3 separate regions of the Mus musculus genome follow, and regions 1 and 3 are each linked to region 2. A link is a loop called in an ENCODE intact Hi-C map of the cell type or tissue named here. Cell type or tissue: left cerebral cortex. All regions are shown on one strand.

Region 1 (2,500 bases), 290 kb after region 2:
TACAAGAGATGGAAGAGAGAATCTCAAGTTCAGAAGATTCCATAGAGAACATGAGCACAACAATCAAAGAAAATGCAAAATGCAAAAAGATCCTAACTCAAAACACCCAGGAAATCCAGGACACAATAAGAAGACCAAACCTAACGATAATAGGTATAGATGAGAATAAAGATTTTCAACTTAAAGGGCTAGTAAATATCTTCAACAAAATTATAGAAGAAAACTTCCCAAACCTAAAGAAAGACATGCCCATGAACATACAAGAAGCCTATAGAACTCCAAATAGACTGGACCAGAAAAGAAATTCTTTCTGACACATAATAATCAGAACAACAAATGCACCAAATAAAGATAGAATATTAAAAGCAGTAAGGGAAAAAAGTCAAGTAATATATAAAGGCAGACCTATTAGAATTACACCAGACTTCTCACCAGAGACTATGAAAGCCAGAAGATCCTGGACAGATGTTATACAGACCCTAAGAGAATACAAATGCCAGCCCAGGCTACTATACCCAGCAAAACTCTCAATTACCATAGATGGAGAAACCAAAGTATTCCATGACAAAACCAAATTCACACAATACCTTTCCACAAATTCAGCCCTTCAAAGGATAATAAAGGGAAAACTCCAACACAAGGAAGGAAACTACGTCCTAGAAAAAGCAAGAAAGTAATTCTTCAACAAACCTAAAAGAAGATAGCCAAAAGAACAGAATCCCAACTCTAACAACAAAAATAACAGGAAGCAACAATTACTTTTCCTTAATATCTCTTAATATCAATGGACTCAATTCCCCAATAAAAAGACATAGACTAACAGACTGGCTATATAAACAGGACCCAACTTTTTGCTGCATACAGGAAACACACCTCAGAGACAAAGACAGACACTATCTCAGAGTAAAAGGCTGGAAAACAAATTTCCAAGCAAATGGTCCCAAGAAACAAGCTGGAGTAGCCATTCTAATATCTAATAAAATCGATTTCCAATCCAAAGTTATCAAAAAAGACAGGGAGGGGCATTTCATACTCATCAAAAATAAAATCTTCCAAGACAAACTTCCAATTCTGAATATCTGTGCTCCAAATGCAATGGCATTCACATTCATTAACGAAACTATAATATGGCTCAAAGCACACATTGCACCACACACAACAATAGTGGGAGATTTCAACACTCCACTCTCATCAATGGACAGATCCTGGAAACAGAAACTAAACAGAGATACAGTGAAGCTAACAGAAGTTATGAAACAAATAGATTTAAAAGATATCTACACAATGGAGTACTACTGAGCTATTAAAAACAATGAATTTATGAAATTCTTAGGCAAATGGATGGATCTGGAGGATATCATCTTGAGTGAGGTAACCCACTCACAAAAGAACACACATGATATGCACTCACTGATAAGTAGATATTAGCCCAGAAACTTAGAATACCCAAGATACAATTTGCAAAACACATGAAACTCAAGAAGGAAGACCAAAGTGTGGATACTTCACTCCTTCTTAGAATTGGGAACAAAATACCCATGGAAGGAGTTACAGAGACAAAGTTTGGAGCTGAGATGGAAGGAAGGACTATCCAGCGACTGCCCCACCTGGGGATCCATCCCATATACAACCACCAAACCCAGACACTATTGCATATGCCAGAAAGGTTTTACTGACAGGACCCTGATATAGCTCTCTCTTGTGAGGCTATGCCAGTGTCTGGCAAATACAGAAGTGGATGCGCACAGTCATTTATTGGATGGAACACAAGTCCCCTAATGAAGGAGCTAGAGAAAGTATCCAAGGAGCTAAAGGGGTCTGCAGCCCTATAGGAGGAACAACAATATGAACTAACCAGTACCCCCTAGAGCTGTGTCTCTAGTTGCATATGTAACAGAGGATGGCCTAGTCGTGTGAACTTAGGAACATCTCTGGTCGTGGGAACCAAGGGCCATTGTCTAGATCCCCAGCATCCCCTATGCTTCCCTGTGTCACAGTGCTGAGCCCACTGGTGATGCATCTGACGTCCCTCCCATGTCTCTTCCTGAAGATGAGGCCGAGCTGATGAATGGTTTCTGTGTTCTGGGACCCCAAAAAGGCCTCACACGGTTGTGCCGGGTGAGAAATGTGCAACAGAGAGCAAGTCAAGGGACAGCGGGCAGCAGCTCACGACGGGCTCCAGAGAAAAGCTGATTTCCAGCCATTTTCATTTTTTTTTTTCATTTATTTACTAGGGGTTTGGGGGTGCACACACATTCACAAGTGAGAGTATGGAAGAGGCCAGAGAGAAAATTGTGGGAGTCAGTTCTCCCCTTCTGCCTGTGGAATTGACTTAGTTTGTCAGGTTTGCCAGCAAACACCTTTACCTGCTGAGCCATCTTGCTGGTCCTAAATTAATTAATAATTAATTGACTAGCACACCACAGAACACTTGTGAAAGTCAGAGGACAACTTCTGTGGGTGTCAGTTCTCTCTTTCCACTTTGTTTTGAGAGGAGGGC
Region 2 (2,500 bases):
TGAGCAGGCATTTGTATCCTGTTATCTCCCAAGTTCACGGACTTGTCTGCTACAGTGGGTATGGAATTGTGAAGGCAGAGAGTGTGGCTTTGTGGTGAAAACTCTCTTTCTCCCTTAGAGCATGGATCATGTGACACATGTCTTTTCATCCCCCACTCTGCCAAATACACAGGGTACACTCAGAAGGCAGTTCATTGAATCCTTCAAAGATCTATCCATCAACACCCTCATGTACAGATGAGATAAACAGTGATGAGGATCACAGCAAGAAAGAATAAGGGCTGATCCAGCAACTGAAGTCTTGGCTGATAGGTAGGGCTTGGACTTTTCAGCTGAGCTGGCTCCAGGAGTGCCCTCTGTTCTCGCTCCTCACGCTGTGGCCTTGGACAGAGCCTGCCCTTCTCTTAACCTTAATTACTTAATTTCCTTTTTTGGGTATATGTTCCATTTTTACTTGACTTATTGGTGGGTGCGTGAGTGTGTATGAGTGTGTGTGTGTAAGTACATGTGTATGTGTGAGAGTGTGTGTATGAATATGTGTGTACGCCTGTGCGAGTGTGTATGTGTATGGGTGTGTCCACATGAGTGAGTGTATTTGCATGTGTGTATTTGTGTGTGAGTGTATGTGTGTAAGTATGTGTGAGTGTATGTGATGTGTTTATGAGTTTATGTGCACCTGTGCCCCAGAACAGGTATGAATGTCAGAGGACCACTTTTGGAATTTGGCTCTGTTTCCACTGTGGATCCAGGAATCAAACTCAGATAACCAGACTTGTGCAATAAGAGCTTTTATCTACCACATCATCTTGCCAGCCCACTTTCTTTGGTTTTAAGAAGCATCCGGCAGGGAGGGCTCTGTGATAGGAGATGATGAACCTCAAGGGCAGGTTGGACATTCAGGTGACTCATCCATCTGCCCTTCCCTCTCTACCAGTGGTAGAGCTGGTACTAGACAATTCCCTAGGGCTGGGCCTTTTGGCCCTAAGCATGGGCTGCATTACTTAGACGCAGACTATAATTCAGGATAAAGCAATCCCATCTTAGAAAATGGAGTAAGTCTAAGGGATGTTGGCATTTCCTATGATGAACTGGTTGCCACCAAATATCAAACTCTTTAAGAAACTGAGCAACTTTGGTGCCCCCAGTTTAGTGGTGGCCGAAGCCTGGACTGCCTATTAGACAATCCAGTAGCACACAGCAGGCAAATTCTACAAGCTAGCTTCCAACAGGATCTCAGCATCCATGTCTCTGTCAGCGAACAGTGTGGGCAGAGAAGGGAGAAGCAGGGGCAGCTGGGGCACTTCAGGGTGTGTCCTTTTCAGGTTCATCCCTCCAACATCACCCCTCACCCTCAAGCTCAGTCTGATACTGGGAAAACAGGCAGCTCCTGCTTGAATGGGAACTGTAATGTCCAGGTAGGGCAGGAGGTGTCTCTGAGGGTGTAAAACAACCAGACTACTGAATCTAATGGCATATAGGGGTCTGGTTCATGGAATCTCAATTTGCAACCAATTGGCATACTCTTTGTTAAGTCAAGGACATATTGTCAAGGAAATGTTTGTATTGCTAAACACCAATTTAAATTCTACCATATTGGGCCTCAGAAAAATATTTGAAATTTAGTCTTTTCTGATATTATCAATTGCAAAAGGGGGAAGTTGAAGTCTCTGCCCAAATAGCTTTGGCTTGGAAACTTGATGTCTGTATTCCTCAGGAAAGACTGAAAGGAGAGGAGACGTGCCCCAGAAAGCAGAGACTCAGCATAGTCTTCCTGGCATTTCAGCCAGCGGGTGCGGCATCTAGGAAAGTCCCCATCCTCCTGTGCAAAGTCTCTGGCCTACAGGGATGGGATGGCTGGAAAATAACTCTTAATATTATATAATGTTTTGTGCATGAGAAATGTTTTGTTAGAAAATGGGAAAATAAAAGTCATGGGATCACTGAGACACAACATTATCAGTGGCAGGAGACTCTTGCCTCCAGTGGTTCAGGGAACAAGCCTAAGGCTGAGAATAAAACAGTATTCACCTTTTGCTTAAGTCCCAACCTCTATGGGTTGAAATGTTCTATTTTGATTCTTCTGAGAGTTCTTTTCCATAGAAACCGATACTGCGAGCATATCTCAAGTCCTCTACAAAGCACCCCTTTCCATCTATCCCAGGACACCACGGCACCTTCTGAGCAGAGAACAGAGAGGCCTGCTGAGTGATGGCCATACAGTGATTAACTAGGGTTCCGCCTGGGCTGGGGAGAAGCAGTCAGTGGTCCTGTAGAGAGACTGCCATGGATCCTGTCTTGCAAAATAACCAGAGAAGCATCATCAGGTCCCCTGGCTTGACAAGCACCTAAAACATTCTCAATGTCACCACTTTTCCTCCAAATGACAGAGACCCTCTCACTGAAAGGGGGGACAGATGTGTCAACTTAGAAGGAGACAACAGAGCGGAGCAAACAAGAGAGAAGGAAGTCAGTGGTGGGTTAATAGTTACACTGAGAAGAC
Region 3 (2,500 bases), 300 kb after region 2:
GGAGAACTCCCTACAGCACAGCTCAGGGGTGACAAGTCCTCTCAGCTTTTGTTTGTTTTTTCTTTTTAATTGTGTATGTGGACACACACATGCAGGCGCTTGTGAAAGCCAGAAGAAGGCGTCACATCTCATGGAGCTGGAATTTTAGGTGGTAGTGAACCTCTCAACCAGCGTTCTGAGACTGAACTTGGGTCCTCTACAAGAGAAGTATGTACTTTGAACTGCTCAGCCACCCCTCCAGTCCCTGCCTTTCCTTTGGAAGTCCATTTTATGTGGATAAAGAGCTGTGGGTTTTCCTCTTCATCCCCATGTTGTTGTTTTTTTCTGTTCCAGTTTGCAGTGTCAGCATTTGCACACCCGTTATTATTTTTCATTTTGTGGATGTTATCTATTATTTATTTGTTTGCAAAATTAATTATTGCCTGGTACTGGATATCAAATCTGGGGCCTTGAGCACGCCAGGCAAGTGCTCTATCGGTGAGCTGCATCTCAGCCCCTTCTGCAGAGATTTTGCTCTACTACCTGGAGGGGGGGGTTCTTTTTTTCTTTTTTCTTGGATATTTTATGTATGCAGTGGAGGTTTCTTTATTTCATCCTTCACAGGAAATTTCTTGGATCTATATGCTTAGAATTGCCATACACTTTAAATTTTTTTCAGTCATGATTTTTCTAAATATACTGAAACTTTATTATTTTTCCCCTCCTGGTAACTTAAGAATTTTGTTGTTGTTGTTGTTTGGTTTTTTGTTTGTAATTTGGGTCTTATTTCAGTGGATTTGGAGTTCAGATCCAGGACCTTGCACATGCTAGAAAGTGCTAGACTACAGAGCTGCATCATTACCAACTCTGTGATTCGGTTTCAATCATTTCTACTTCCTTGCCTTCCAATTCACTAATCTTTCCTTCTACAGTGTTTTACCTGCTGTTAATTTTATCCTCTACACTTATTTTTAAAAAAAGACTTTATTTGTATTTGTGTGTGTATTCATGTATATACACACATGCAGGTGACCACAGAGGCTAGAAAAGGGTGTTAGATCCACTGGAACTGGAGTAAAACCTCTTTGCGAGCCACTCCACGTGAGGACCAGAACTGACCTCAGGTCCTCTCCAAGAGCAGCAGATGCTTTGAACCAGTGAGTCAGCTCTCAGTACAAGACTTGAAAAAGACCTTTTAAAGAAAAGTTCCACGTTGTTACCAGGCCTGGTGTTTGTCTTCTGGATTTGGGTCATTCTGACTTGTGTGGTGGGACTCCATTGTTGATGTGCAGTTTCCTAATCACCAAAAAATGCTGGGTATGTCCTCACTTGCCACCTGCATACCTTCTCACCAAAGGATCTGCTCAAGTCTTGCCCATTTAAAAAAATCAGGGGCTGTGGAGGCATCTCAGCCTGTAAAGTGTTTGCCTTGTAGGCAAAGGGATTTGAGTCTGGTCCCCAGAATCCACAGGAGACACATGCTATCCCAGTGCAGGGAGGTGGTGGCAACTGGATCCTGGAGTTTTCTGGTCGGCCAGTCTAACCTACTTGGCAAGTTCCTATACACTCAGAAACCCTGCTTTTAAATAAGCAAACAATAAATTGATTAAAAAGTGGATGGTGCCCGAGGCTGTCCTCTGGCCTCCCCACATGTGTGTGCATTTGCACACACATGAACATGTATGCGCATTTGCACACACATGAACATGTATGCACACATGGAAAAGAACAGTTTTGTTCTCTTATTGAATTAAAAACATTCTCTATTTTGAATAAAGCTCTTTATCAGATGTCTCTGTAAACATTTCCTCTCGTTCCATGGATTTACTCCTTATTCCTTTAGCAACATCCCCTGAAGAGCATGTCCTCTCATTTCATTGCAGGTCAGCTTATTGATTCTTGTACAAATCTTGCCTTGAGTGTTATACATCTGAAAGGTCATCAGCAAATCCAAGGTCATGGTTCTCTCTTCTATCTTCTTAGAGCCTTATGTTTACATCTGAGCTGATCTCTGTGATGATTATAACAAGATCTGTATCAAAGTTTCTCTTTTTCTACATGGATGTCTAGTTGTTGCAACAGCATTAACTAAAAACATGGTCTTTCTTCTATCCAACTGCCTATGCCTCTGTCAGGTGTTGGCTGATTAATATGGATCTAGTTTCAGGACTCTCCTGTTCCCTTGATCTATCTGTTCATTGTTTTACCAGATCACACTGTAGTTTGCTGCTTTTGAGAGAGGGTCTTATGTAGCTCAGGCTGGCCTTAGACTCCTGATCCTCTTGCTCCCACCCCCCCAGTACTGAGGTTACAGACACGTAACTTAGTAACTTACATAACCTTGGTTGCTACAACTTTATATTAAATGTTACCCTTTTCTACCTTTTGAGACATGGTCTTACTACATTGCCCTGGTTGGTCTAGAACATATGACCTCCTGCCCTAGCTTCTCGAGAGCTGGGATTGTAACAAGCATATTGTATCTGGGCATAAAGTAAGCCTTAAGTCTGGATAATGTCAG

Evidence for each region. A loop is a pair of places that touch in the nucleus more often than their neighbours do. Peaks named below come from ENCODE experiments on the same cell type or tissue, not always from the same donor. Only the 100,000 strongest peaks of a DNase experiment are listed, where the experiment ranks them.
Region 1: it touches region 2 in a loop (1.9-fold over the local background); 2 of 42 quality-filtered maps call a loop at or near these places.
Region 3: a loop joins it to region 2, with 2.1 times the contacts of the local background. A loop is called at or near these places in 2 of 42 quality-filtered maps.

What each region holds. Positions count from the first base shown.
Region 1 is chr7:100,053,771-100,056,270 of GRCm38, forward strand. No RefSeq gene overlaps it. Among named protein-coding and RNA genes, the nearest start is that of Chrdl2, 49 kb to the left of the region's middle. In left cerebral cortex, no CTCF peak of the experiment used is centred here; no DNase peak of the experiment used is centred here.
Region 2 is chr7:99,763,991-99,766,490 of GRCm38, forward strand. No RefSeq gene overlaps it. Among named protein-coding and RNA genes, the nearest start is that of Olfr521, 1.9 kb to the right of the region's middle. In left cerebral cortex, no CTCF peak of the experiment used is centred here; no DNase peak of the experiment used is centred here.
Region 3 is chr7:100,063,481-100,065,980 of GRCm38, forward strand. No RefSeq gene overlaps it. Among named protein-coding and RNA genes, the nearest start is that of Pold3, 57 kb to the right of the region's middle. In left cerebral cortex, no CTCF peak of the experiment used is centred here; no DNase peak of the experiment used is centred here.